Linked DNA regions of Homo sapiens: region 1 is linked to region 2. Evidence: chromatin contacts called from ENCODE Hi-C or POLR2A ChIA-PET data. All regions are on one chromosome and are shown on one strand. Each heading gives the region's core, a stretch centred on a gene start or an enhancer-like site at or near the end of the contact. The rest is flanking DNA. Distances are from core to core; before and after follow the strand shown. Region 1 has its middle 48 kb from the start of ARHGEF3-AS1. Region 2 has its middle 41 kb from the start of TASOR.

Region 1 (6,878 bases), core at 1,307-3,806, 260 kb before region 2:
TGATTAATGTCCCATAGGAAAATAACACTGTAACCTTTGAGACTGTATCTGACAGAATTCTTTTTTGCAATTTATCAAATTTATCAATCTTTAACAAGTTAACAACTTAACTTTACAGAGTCTGGGCCCTAATCAAAAGCAAATAGTGAATCAAACAAAAATAACCTCCCTGTAAGCAGACTCGGGGTGTAGATAGATGACTTTGAAAAGTTATACTTTATTTCCAAGTTTGGGACAGTTTTTTTTTCTTTTTTTAACAGCATTCTATCTTGAGTGGCTAGCATAGTACCTGACACAAAGGAGGAACTAGTGACTGTTTCTTGAATGAATGAGCAAATGGGGAAAGGTTGGATCCTCAGGCATGTGAGTGGCCAGGGTATTAATACAGGAAAAGCCTTCCACTAGGAAGTTGAACCTCAGCCTTCATGCTGGAGGAGTCTGGGGTCGGAAGACCAGCTGTGAGCAGCCTGAGAGGGACTAGGGTAATGGGGCAGTTACCCAAACAGGGCTTGGGGCGGTAAAAGACATGGCAGGAATCTAGCAGTGAGAACTAGGTTATCAAGCAGGAACTGGGTCTTAAGAACAAGGGAGAATTCGGTGATTAGGACAAAGGGAGGGGAAGGAAAGGGACTGTTATTTGTGGCTTCACCCACAGTGTGCAATTCATTGTGCAAAGCTGAGTGTACACGGCTCATCTCACGCTCACCCCTCACCTGACCCCTTAGGCAGGATTATTGTTCCTCTGGTTCAGAGGCAGAGAGCCTCACAGATAGAGCTGGGGTTGTGGAGATGTTGAATTTAAGCTCTGCCATTCATGAGCTGGGTGACCCTTAGCAAGTTACTGGCTGTCTCCGCCTGTTTTTTTACCTATAAAATTGTAATGTAATCTAAGCAAATAGCAAAGTCCACAATCCTCCAGACTTAGGCTTTGGTTACATTCAGAGATTTGAAATCCATTAGCTAACAATAAAGGCAGTTCTTTTTATTTGTGTCTCTCAAAGAATAGTCAAGGGGGATCCATTTTATAACCAATACCAACTCTTTTAGGAAACTACTCTCAGGTAGTGGCATGATCTCAGCTCACTGCAACCTCTGCCTCCCGGGTTCAAGTGATTCTCCTGCCTCAGCCTCCCGAGTGTATCTGGGATTACACGTGCACGTCACCACGCCCAAGTAATTTTTGTATTTTTAGTGGAGACAGAGTTTCACCATATTGGCCAGGCTGGTCTCGAACTCTTGACCTCAAGTGATCCATCTGCCTTGGCCTCCCAAAGTCGTGGGATTACAGGCGTGAGCCATGGCCCAGCCACCTTGCAGGTGTTCTGAAACCTCTCTTGCCCTTCCCTGGACTCTGCTAAAGTTCTCCTTCCATTTGCTTTGCCCCAGAAGACTTTCCTCTTCTACCCCACCTCTGGTATTCTCTTTTCTCTCTCTGTCCTTGTTTCTCTCCCCTCTGATTAATGCACTTTGCATATGGAAACTGATGAACTCAGACTGCATAATGGAGGGAAGAAGATGGTAGATGGGGCAGAGCCTTTCCTTATCTGGGTAGCGAAGCTGGGAAGCTGGGTAGCGAAGCTGGGTAGCGTCATTGTTTTAAATAATTCTTGCCCTTGATTCGGGGAGATCAGCTCCCTCACAGTCCCATAGCGTGGTCATGAGGATTACTTTGAAGTTTCTGGCAGTTAGTGGACCTTTGGTAAATAGCGGCTCCCATTATTGTTCCAGAGGAGGAAAGTCAAGTTCACAATGGGGACATCTTGCAGCTGTGAAGTGATGAAGGGGTTTGAAGCTCAGCCAGGTTGGCTCCCGTGCGTAAAGTCTGAGTGAGCAGAAAGCCAGGAGAGTTAGAACTCACTGATGAAGTCAGGGTTGTTCCTAGGGAGTGGGGCAGGGGTGGTGCTGGGGCTGGAATCCACGAGGGCCCCAGCTGTGGGGAGGCAGCAGCCTTACTAGAGGCCAGATGAGTGCTGTCCTGGGCTTGAGTCTGGGCGTGTGTCACAGGCTGGATGATTCTAGAGCAACCCATCCAGCGCCAGCTCTCAGCCACTGTGATTGCTCAGCCACCAGGAGCCCCCTGCCCCCTGGGCACAGACCTGCTGGGGTTTTCTGCAAGGAAGCAGCAGTTTTGGCTCGGAGTGTCTCTCTGTACACTTTGGAGTCTAGTCAAGAGGACAGCCTCTTAAAATGGAAATGGGGCACTGCTGTGGGCCACCTGTGGACACTTGATTGCTCTCCCCAAGTTACTTGTATTCTCTGAGGCAGATGTCACGCTACAGCATCCACAGGGCCATTTCTAGTGCACCAGCAAAAAAAAAACGCAAGCGAGGAGTGGAATAAAATGCTCCTTGACCTTGTCCTTTCTTTCATCTCTTATCCTTTTAGGAAAAGAAGACTTTTTGTTTTCAGTTCAGATTTTAAAAAAGAACTAAATAGGGTACTTGAGACTTGCCACCCGGCAGCGGAGCTGGAGCCCTCCGGGAGGCATGGACGAAGTAATCAACTGAAGTTTTCTAATACCGGCCAGCAGAGGGCACTCTTCACTCACAATCGGTGCTGTCTTTCTCCTTGGAAACGTTCAGTGGCTGCAGGAGCCCTGGAAAAAATTGTCTTCCAGCTATTTGTAATTTAACTTTGAGTCCTCAAGAGGGTACCTTCCCCTTTTAGAGTTGCAGTGTTGGTGCTATTATTTTAACACCCGCATCTGCTGTTGTCTGGGCATCAAAGTCTAGAAAAGTCATGAGGGAGATGCATTCTCCAAGGTTCTGAGCACAAGATTCAGACAGAAACGGGGCCAGATGGGCACATACTGTTGCATAAACACCAATTAATTAATACTGGGCTCCAGATGAGCCCAGCCTGCCAAACTCGTGAGCTTCACACCTCCATGGTCTGGGCCCTGCCTCCCTTTGGTACAAAAATTAAAGAGACAGTTGCAAAAACCAGAGCATTCACTGGCCAGTCCTAGTAGGGAACAACACTGGGACATGCAGGGCACTGTGCTTCCCATGGGGACACTTTAATTCTTTCCTGTGGATTCTTCCTCTCCCTGCCAACATACTTTTAATCTTGTTGATGCTATTAATAATAATGACAGGTGACATTTATTGTGCTCTTATCATGTGCTGGGCACTTTTATGACTACTAGCTTATTTAACTCTCTTAGGCCAGGTGGGGTGGCTCATGCCTGTAATCGCAGCACTTTGGGAGGCCGAAGCGGGTGGATCACGAGATTAGGAGTTCAAGACCAGCCTGACCAACATGGTGAAACCCCGTCTCCACTACAAATACAAAAAAATTAGCTGGGCATGGTGGCGTGCGTCTGTAGTCCCAGCTACTCAGGAGGCTGAGGCAGGAGAATCACTTGAACCTGGGAGGCGAAGGTTGCAGTGAGCCAAGATCGCGCCACTGCACTCCCCTGCCTGGGCGACAGAGTGAGACTCCATCTCAAAACAAACAAACAAAAACAAAACACAAAACCAAAGAAAACAAAACAACCCTCTTAAAGTCCCAAGAGGTGGGGAACTGCTGGAACTTCTGAGGTTTTGTGAGGGTCAGGTACTTGCTGAGGGTCACTTAGCAGGTGAAGGAGGAGCCAGGTTGACCCCTCAGAGCTGTTGCCCATACCTGTCTGTCACCCATTTGTGGAGTCCCATTTATGCTCTGGACATCAGGTGGTAAGCCAGTGGTGTGCACACAAGACACAGTGCATCTCTGGCTAATTTTAATTATTTTAGTTTTGAATGTGTTAATCAAATACTTGAAAATTGAAAAGGAAGAGAAAGCCAGCCAGCCCTCAGAGAGCATACGCTGTGAGTGGAGGCCCTGAGGTGTCCATGTTCCTGAGGTGGTCTCTTAGTGGCTGCAGGATTGGCTGTGCACGGTAGGGGGAGTGAGGTTAGTGGGGCTGGCTCCTTCCTTTCCTTCCTTCTAGATCAACTCTGCTTCTACCAGGTTTATGTAGGATTGGGCTTGACCCAAGGTTTCTGCTGCTGAGAAGCTCTCAGCAAAACCCCAGTGTAGTGGCTCTTAGCTAAGGGCATGCCCAGGAGTGTTCATCACCCCGTCCCCAGAGTCCCTTTCATCTTCTGTTTCTCTTTCCAGCAGCTCCTTCCCTCCTGCCTGCAGATTGGGCCTGGAGCCTCCTGTGCCAAACACTTCCCTCCTACTCCTGCTCAGCCGTTGCATTGCCCAGAGCTCAGCCCAGTGCTGGTGCTGGTAACAGTTGAGAGACAAAGAGGGGGAGCCCTGAAGTCAGAGCTCTGCTCTCCCTGTGGCCGGCACATGATTATGCCCCAGATTCCTCATCTGCAAGATGGTGATGTTAACAGAATCTGTCCAGAAAGTATGGACTATAATGAGGCGTTGGCAACCCAGAGTTACTTGTTTGTTTGTTTTCTGAGTCAGGGTCTCACTCCATCACCCAGGCTGGAGTATAGTGGGACGATCACAGCTCACTGCAGCTTTGACCTCTTGGGCTCAAAGGATCCTCCCATCTTAGCCTTCCTAGTAGCTGGGACTACAGGCATGCATCACCATGCCCAGCTAATTTTTTCAATTTTTGTAGAGATGGGGTTTTGCCATCTTACCCAGGCAGGTCTCGAACTCCTGGCCTCATGTGATCCTCCCATCATGGCCTCCCAAGGTGTTGGGATTACAGGCATGAGCCATCACACCCGGCCTCCAAAGTGTTTTAAACATCACTTCACCCGCAGTAAGGATTCAATATCCATGGACCATCATTACTATTAAGATTATGACCATCACTCCAGACCTATTTTTATTTTTATCTTTTTTTTTTTCAAAATTCGCATGCGTTTATCCTCTTTTCTGCCCCCACTTCTTTCCTACCTACTGTCTCCTCCCCAGTGACTACCCCCACTACTACCCTGAAACTGCCTTCGAGGTGACCAGCCATCTGGAGAGCCAAAGCTGTTGGGGGGTTTTGTGCAGTCTTCATCATGGACTCCCCTTTCACAGCATTGGGTCCTGGCTCCGCCTCCTCCTGGAACACTCGATTTGCTGGCTTCCCCCCAACCCCTTACTCCCAACTGCACCGTCCCCAGGGCTGTTGCTTCCGGCCTCTTCTATCACTGCAGGTCCTTGCCTTTGGTCACCCCAGCCATGCCAGGACATTGGCTTTGACCTCAGCTGCAAATCCCAGTTCCCCACTGTTGCCAAACCTTTCTGTCTACAGCTCCCAGGGGCCCCAGACTTTGTATGTGTTAAACTCAGATTTCTGGAGGCTGGTGAGGGATGAGCTGCCTTCAGTCTCAGAGACTAGAGGCAGAGATTAGGGACAACAGGCCTTTTTAAGCAACTGAGAATTCAGTCTGAGGGCACTGGGAAGCCTTTGCAGGTGGAGGCAGGATAAACCCCAAATCTGTCCACCCCTAAAGACCCTGCACTTCCTGATTTTTTGTTGGGCTCTTTAGGTTGCTGGTAGTTTGTGGGTGTGTGGTTTCTTTTACATTTAATTTCCCCCTGCTGGTGATTCATGCATCCCTCCTAGACTCCAGAGCCCCAAATACAATGTTAATAAGTTGCATCTGGCAGAGTGCAGCGTGCTGGGGTGTTTGTGACTGCACTATATTGATGTTTGGTAAGTTTCTGAGGCCTGGCTCTTTGAGAGTCTTTGAACAGGGCCTTCTCTGGGAGCCCAGCAGCAGCAGCCTGTTGTAGAGGGACCTCCCTGAGTGTCCCTGGTGACCTTCCAGCCAGGCGGCATCACATTGCCCCTTGCTGCTAATTCCCCTTGCCCACCCCCAGCCCCACCTGTGGGTATGTTGTCCATTTACATCCTCATTTGTTAGAGTCTGTGCCTTCCTCTCACCTGCTTGTTCATTCTGGCCAGGGCCCAGTGCCCAGGAGGCATGGTGAATGTGCGTGAGGGGATCGAGGGGGCGAGGCCGCAGGCTGCTCTCAGCTATGCTGTTCCCAGGGACCCGTGCACTGCTGCCCCTCTCAGAACCTCAGTTTCCCTATCTGTCTTTACAAAATAGCTGGCCCTGAGCCCTGCTGCCCACCTGTCTGTGGAATACATGTGGAGAACAGCCAATGTGGCAGAGCCCCAGTTCAGGGGTGGAGGCGGCGAATGAATATGTCACATTGTCGCCCTGTAGCGAGTGCAATGCTATTCTGGCTGCCCCAGTGCCAGGACAGTCTGAGCAGCAGTGATTTTTAAAGAGAATGTGTATTCCAATTTAAAATCCTGTGTTTTAAAGGCTGGGCGCGGTGGCTCACGCCTGCAATCCCAGCACTTTGGGAGGCCGAGGCGGGCAGATCGCCTGAGGCCAGGAGTTCAAGACCAGCCTGGCCAACATGGTGAAACCCTCTCTCTGCTAAAAATACAAAAATTAGCTGGTCATGGTGGCGGGCACCTATAGTCCCAGCTACTTGGGAGGCTGAAGCAGGAGAATCACTTGAACCCAAGAGGCAGAGGTTGCAGTGAGCTAGGATTGCACCATTGCATTCCCCGCCTGGGCGACAGAGTGAGACTCTGTCTCAAAAAAATCAAATCAAATCATGTGTTTCTGTTAGAAGATGTCCTTGTGTTTCTTTGCTTTTCTTCAGAAGCATTCATAGGCCAGGGGTGAAAAAACTACCATCTTTTACTCCAGAAGAAATATGACTTCCCATAATACTTTAGATTTCCAGTATCTGGAAGGGTAACTGATGTTGCTTTTGCTGATAGCAGGTAGCAAAGGTATTGGTCATTACGGGGCCACCAAGGATCCTGGAAGGATCCTTTTCTACTGTCCAAGGCCGGGCTCCCCTCCCCTGTTTTCTTTTCCTCCCCTCTCTAGTCCACTCTAAGAGCCAAACTAATCCAAATATTTTTCTTTCCTCTGTAGGCCCTTGGTGTTTCATAATCTAGA
Region 2 (6,867 bases), core at 640-3,139:
CTTTTATTTGATCTATCAAAACTTTCACAGAACTCATTTTTTTTTTCTTTCTTTCTTTTGAAACAGGATCTCACTCTGTCACCCAGGCTGGAGTGTGGTGGTGTGATCATAGCTCACTGCAGCCTCAAATTCCTGGGCTTATGCAATCCTCCTGCCTCAGCCTCCCAAGTAACTGGGATTACAGGTACACACCACCACATCTGGCTAATTTTTAAATTTTTTGTAAAGATTGAAGTTTCACTATGCTGCCTAGGCTGGTCCTGAACTCCTGGCCTCAAGTGATCCTTCTGCCACAACCTCCTAAAGTGTTGGGATTACAGGCGTAAGCCTCTGAGTCTGTCCAAGAACTCATAATTCTAAAATCTGTTTTCTCAAGCATTCTCTATTCATTCACTTATTTATGTGTTCACTTTTAATAACTCTATCTGGAATCCATACTATGTATAAAGTCAAGTGGTAAGTCATAGTTGTTATAGAAAAGAAATGTTGAATCTCACTGCTAATATAGGTAACTGTTGAGGAACTTGAGGCTAAATAAAAGAAGGCAAATTTCACTTTGAAATTCTTACTGGAATTTCAGTCTACTTTAATTAAAATGATTAGTACTCTTTCTAGTCTGAGCACAGTGGCTATACCTCTAATCCTAGCAGTTTGGGAGGCCAAGGCAGGTGAATTACTTGAGCCCAGGAGTTCAAGACCAGCCTAGGCAACATGGCAAAACCTCATCTCTACAAAAGCACAAAAATTAGCCAGGCTTGATGGCATGTGCCTATAGTCCCAGCTACTCAGGAGGCTGAGTCGGGAGGATCCCTTGAGCCTAGGAGGCAGAGGTTGCAGTGAGCTGTGATCACACCATTGCACTCCAGCCTGGGTGACAGAGTGAGAACCTATCTCAAAAAAGAAAAAAAAGATTAGTACTCTGTCCCACAATGAGTGAGGTTTTTTAGATGAAAAGGCTAAACATTTTTAAGCTGTTAGTAGCCAATTCTCAATAGCACATTGGCCCAATAAGGCTGGTAGTTAGTCTTATCTTTACAATAAGCTCTCACCATTTTCTTTTTTTTCTTTTTCTTTTTTTTTTTTTTTTTTTTTTGAGACAGTCTCGCTCTGTCACCCAGGCTGGAGTGCAGTGGTGCGATCTCAGCTCACTGCAAGCTCCACCTCCTGGGTTCATGCCATCCTTCTGCCTCAGCCTCCCAGGTAGCTGGGACTACAGGCGCACGCTGCCACGCCCGGCTAATTTTTTGTATTTTTAGTAGAGACGGGGTTTCACCGTGTTAGCCAGGATGGTCTCGATCTCCTGACCTTGTGATCTGCCTGCCTCGGCCTCCCAAAGTGCTGGGATTACAGGCCTGAGCCACCACGCCCGGCCAGCTCTCACCATTTTCTTTAACATACTGTTAATTCCCAAATTTGGCAAGATATTCACATAAATAAATATAAGTCCAAATTTTTTCCCAAATGCAAAGTCGCTTCTCCTAATTTTTTTCTTCCTCCTCCTCCTCATCTTTTTTGTCCGTCCTCTTTTCTCACTGCTGCTTTGGCTATTCCCTCTGTTTTTCACTCCTATAATTGTACTGACTGTCAATGCTAAAGGATGTATCTTACAGTATATTAGAAGATGTTTGTACTGACATTTTGTGGGTTAGTACAAATGAGTGAGGGCTAAATGGTTTTTCTTCAGTCAATTTTCAAGATGTTATTTCACATACAACTAGATGTAATCCTTGCAGTCTAAATGAAAACTCATAAGCAATGAACAGAGCCAGAACTAGCAATTTTCTGTAAAATTAGAGCATGGTTTCAGCTTCTGGGTTGTGGTCACCGCCACTGACTGCTTTAGTTTCCATTCCCAGCACAGTCTGCGGCAGCTAAGAATGCACAACTCTTCATAACCACAGCCCTGTTTCAACAAAGACTGTGTGGCTGCAGGAAACTGCAACCCACCATCTTGGTGAAGAGCCTGTTCAACTTTCCATTTACATTCTGTCCATGTCCGTTTTTTACTAATTCTCCCAAAGCCTGAGGACTCTCAAAGATTTGGCAAAGAAACTGTCTGGCCAATCAGTTTCACTCACCTGGTTCCCCTTGGCATTGAGGAGAGAAGACACTGAATACCCCCCCTTATTGATGCAGCTGATTCAATTAATTCACACTAGCTTGTTTATTGACAGAATTCTAGAACTACACTATTGGAAGGGAAGAGGGTTACCCAAGCCCAAACCTACCAGTAAAAATCTGACAATCATCAAAATTTAAAACCTTGTCCGCATGAGCACACAGTGAGAAAAGGTGACCGTATTCACTGTACCTGAAGGGTATTGAGGGAAACAAGTTGGAAAAAAAAATGCTCATGACATCATATCTCCTTTCTCCAGGCTTGGTTCATATATCAGTCAGCTGCACAGACCTACCTAGTCAAAGCAGTTTTCAGTTGACGTGAGGGAATAGCAAGGAATTAGAAGTCATGCACTGTATCTTTAAGAGCTAATCACTTAGCCTAGGAAACTGGACATGCATTCCAAAGCTTGTCCACATGCAAACATACCTAGGTATTAATGAACTGTGCTCTCTCATCTGTGAAAGGTTTGAAAATGACATCCTACAAGTGTTTTATTCTCTGTTGCCAGGGACACTGGACCCTTCAAGCCCATTTAAATGTGAGACTGTATGTGAAATCACTTTTTAAAAAGATACTAAGAGCTAGTAGTTTTCATTGTTATTTAATAATCACTTTTAAATTTGTACATGTTGCCCAGGCATGGTGCCTTATGCCTGTAATCCCAGCACTTTGGGAGGCCGAAGAGGGCAGATCACTTGAGACCAGGAGTTGAAGATCAGTCTGGCCAACATGGTGAAACCCCGTCTCTATTAAAAATATGAAAAATTAGCTGGGCATGGTGGCAGGCGCCTGTAATCCCAGATACTCAGGAGGCTGAGGCACGAGAATCACTTGAACTTGGGAGGTGGAGGTTGCAGTGAGCACAGATTGCACCACTGCATTCCAGCCTGGGTAACACAGTGAGACTCTGTCTCAAAAAATAAAAAAAAATAAACCGTACATGTGAAATTTCTCAAAAGTGTGGCCTTGGCCTGGGTCTTTTTCATTCGTTGTACTATATACCTGGAGAGACTTTTCAATCCAGATAATTTGGAATTTTTTCTTGTATTTTTTTTTCTTACATATTTTCATTCCCACAATTTTCTATTTTCTCTTTCAGGAATTCCAGAAAGAGAGATGAACCTTCTGGATTTTATGCCTTAACTTCTGGATTGATTTTCAAATAGTCTTAATCTCTTTATTCTTACTTTTTATTTATTTATATTTTGTTCAACTCTCAAGGAGATTTCCTCACCTTTGTCTTCAGATCCTTCTATTAATTTGAGGAGAGGGTTGCCATCAGTTTTTTTTTCTACTATAAGTTTTTCTATCATTCTTTCTATACTTAAAGCACCCTTATTTTTATTTAATGAAGGCAGTGTCTTCTCTGAACTCTCAGAAGATGTCACAGTTCAGTTGAATTTTCCTTCATCTTTCATTGTTTATCTGGGAATAATAATGGTAATTAATAGGATTTGGGGGAGGATTCAATGTAGTAATACATCCAAAGTACTTAGAATGGGCCAGGCATGGTGGCTCATGCCTGTAATCCCACCTGTAATCCCAGCACTTTGGGAGGCTGAGGCGGGCGGATCACGAAGTCAAGAGATCGAGACCATCCTGGCTGACATGGTGAGACTCCATTTCTACTTAAAATACAAAAAATTAGCTGGGTGTGGTGGCGTGCCCATAGTCCCAGCTACTCAGGAGGCTGAGGCAGGAGAATTGCTTGAACCTGGGAGGTGGAGGTTGCAGTGAGCCGAGATCACACCACTGCACTCCGGCCTGGCGACAGAGCGAGACTCCGTCTCAAAAAAAAAAAAAAAAAAAACCTTAGAATGGGGCTATGCCCCGTATTTTTGTTTACTTCTCCAAATCCACTATGCACCCTGATTCACTCTTCTGTGTGTACTTCATCATGGGCTCTCCTGCCTGACGTTTCTGGTTTGGTTTGGCCCAGTGAAAATCCTGTCATTATATCAGTGAGAGGGAGAAGAGTGAGTTTAGAGTATTCATTCCTCCAGCTCCCACCTGGAGGATTTCCTTGGGCTGGTTGCATCTCTTATCGTGAGGTCACAGCTTCTCTCAAGGAGTCCTCTCTGAATTCCTGTAACCCTTCTAGCCTAGTATGGTAACAACCCCACTGTCACTAGCCCCAGGATATTGTATTGTCCCTACACACTGCCCAAACTTTGTGTACTGTCCCTTTATTAAAACCTCCTAATTTGAATATGTGATATTTGAGTATGCTGCTGAGCCCCTGATAGATACTGGTTCCTGATATAGTAAACATATATGTCTACTATTGTCATCATTTATGTTATTTCACCATTTGCTTTCCATTTTCAAATGTTGTGGTCCAAGGATAAACAGATCTTTGGAATCATCAAAGATGGGTTTTGTGTTTCTATTTTTTGTTATCGTGATGGATTGTTTTCTGGGAAGATAAATGAAAGCGTATTTCAAAAACAAAGGCAAAATACTTTTTCAGGCATATGAAAGCTAAAAGAATTCATCACCAGCAGACCTCCACTACAAGAAATGTTAAAAGGACTTTCTTTGAAGAGAAACAGAATGATACCCTGTGGACATATGGATCCAAACAACAGAATGAAGAGCACTAAAAATGCAACTATGTCAGAAAATAGGAGAGGCTTTTCTTACTATTTAAACTTCTTTAAAAGTAATTAGTTCTAGGTCGGTTGTGGTAGCTCATGCCTGTAATCCCAGCACTATGGGAGGATCACTTGAGCCCAAGAGGCAGAGTTTGCAGTTAGCCAAAATCAAGCCACTGCACTGCAGCCTGGGTGACAGAGCAAGACACTGTCTTTAAAAAAAAAAAAAAAAAAAAAAGGCGGCCGCAGTGGCTCATGCCTGTAATCCCAGCACTTTAGGAGGCCAAGTTGGGAGGATCACCTGAGGTCAGGAGTTTAAGACCAGCCTGGCCAACATAGTGAAACCCCGTCTCTACTAAAAATACAAAAATTAGCTAGGTATGATGGTGCATGCCTGTAGTCCCAGCTACTTGGGAGGCTGAAGCAGGAGGATCTCTTGAACCCGGGAGGCGGAGGTTGCAGAGAGCCAAGATTGCACCACTGCACTCCAGCCTGGGCAACAGAGCGAGACTCCATCTCAAAAAAAAAAGAAAAGTAATTAGTTCTAGCCATGATGGAGTAACAGGCACCAGATTTGCCTTTGCAACTGAAATAAAAACAAAAAGATGAAAAAACCTATAAAGCTATAGCTTTGAAGACACTGGACATCAGGCAATGAAGGACAGTGACCCTAAGAGAAGAGGTATAAATGAGGTGAGCCCTGCAATTGCTCCAACTTCCAGTCTTGAAAGGGATTTCAGGACACAGCACAGGGAGGGTGTCCATTTGCATTGCTATAAAGGAATACCTAGCCTGGTTAATTTATGAAGAAAAGAAGTTTATTTGACTCATGGTTCTGCAGGCTGTACACGAAGCATAGTGCTGCCCTCTGCTTCTGGTAAGGGCCTCAAGAAGCTTCCAATCATGACAGAAGGTGAAGGGGAGCCAGCGTGTCACATGTCAGGAGAGAGTGAGAGAGCAAGGAGGAAGTTCCAGACTCTTAAACAATCAGATCTTGTGTGAACTCAGATAACTCATTACTGTGAGGATGACACCAAGACATTCATGAGGAATCTGCCCTCATGGTCCAAACACCTCCCACTAGGCCCCACCTCCAACATTGGGGATTACAGTTCAACATGAGATTTGGAAGGGACAGACATCCAAACTATATCAGAGGGGGATCCCAGGTAGACTCCAGTGAACTTCCTGAGTGGAAGTTTTGGAGCTGAGAGTTTAGGGAGACCAAGGCAGCTACAGTTTACAGAACAAAGAGGAGAGCAGTCCATGGAGAGACAACCTCAGAGATTACTGTAGAGAGTCCCCCTCAGGTATTAAGCAGAGTATTGAAAAGTGCATACATGTGAAGAAAATACCCAAGGCTGAGGGGAAATACCCTAAAAAAATTAGAACACACATAGTGCTTGGAATAGTGCCTATTCTCACAAACCAGACTAGAAGAATATAATTCACAGGGCATTGGGTAAAGTACTCAGAAGGGTCTAGTTTCAGTAGTGGAGAATAATTAGTCCTAGAGTAAACACTGCTCTGGTCCAACCTAATAAATCTTAAAGACCAAATAGTATCAAATTGTTTCCAAGTAACCTAACTGCATCCTGGAGCAAAGCTCAACAATATTTATGGGAATACAAAATTATCCAGCACTGAATAGGGTAAAATTCACAGTGCCTGCCATCTAATGAAAGACTACAAGACATGCAAAGCAGGAAAACACAACCCATAGAAGAAAAACATAAAAACCAATCCAAACTGACTTAGACCTGACAGAAATGTTAGAATTAGCCAACAAGGATGTTAAAACAGTTGTTATAGCTGTATTCCATATTTTTAATGTTAAGTAGAAACACGAAAGAGATGAAAAAAGACCCAAATATAATTTCTACAGATGAAAATTACCATCAATGAGATGAAAAATATGGCCAGGTGCGGTGGCTCAAGCCTGTAATCCCAAAACTTTGGGAGGCCGAGGCAGGTAGGTTAACTGAGGTCAGGAGTTCGAGACCATCCTGGCCAACATGGTGAAACCCCGTCTCTACTAAAAATACAAAAATTAGCTGGGCATGGTGGCACATGCCTGTAATCCCAGCTACTGGGAAGGCTGATGCAGGAGAATTGCTTGAGCCTGGGAAACGGAGGTTGCAGTGAGCCAAG

Evidence for each region. Hi-C counts contacts between places; a loop is a spot of excess contacts on that map. ChIA-PET counts read pairs that join two places held with the same protein, here RNA polymerase II (POLR2A). Pooled maps may share reads with other maps.
Region 1: a loop to region 2 is called in a pooled map, with 2.8 times the contacts of the local background. The contact joins two enhancer-like sites. A Hi-C loop is called at or near these places in 1 of 168 maps with a recorded cell type or tissue (HL-60/S4) and 3 of 50 pooled maps. POLR2A ChIA-PET finds 5 or more read pairs at or near these places in 8 of 52 experiments (GM12878, OCI-LY7, PC-3 and 5 more).

Annotation. Positions count from the first base shown.
Region 1 is chr3:56,984,734-56,991,611 of GRCh38, reverse strand. It overlaps a transcript of ARHGEF3 not described here. Among named protein-coding and RNA genes, the nearest start is that of ARHGEF3-AS1, 48 kb to the right of the region's middle. Within about 2 kb of position 2,556, at least 7 of the 41 ENCODE cell types and tissues checked have a DNase peak (open chromatin) inside an H3K27ac peak, as active enhancers do.
Region 2 is chr3:56,720,418-56,727,284 of GRCh38, reverse strand. No RefSeq gene overlaps it. Among named protein-coding and RNA genes, the nearest start is that of TASOR, 41 kb to the right of the region's middle. Within about 2 kb of position 1,889, at least 6 of the 41 ENCODE cell types and tissues checked have a DNase peak (open chromatin) inside an H3K27ac peak, as active enhancers do.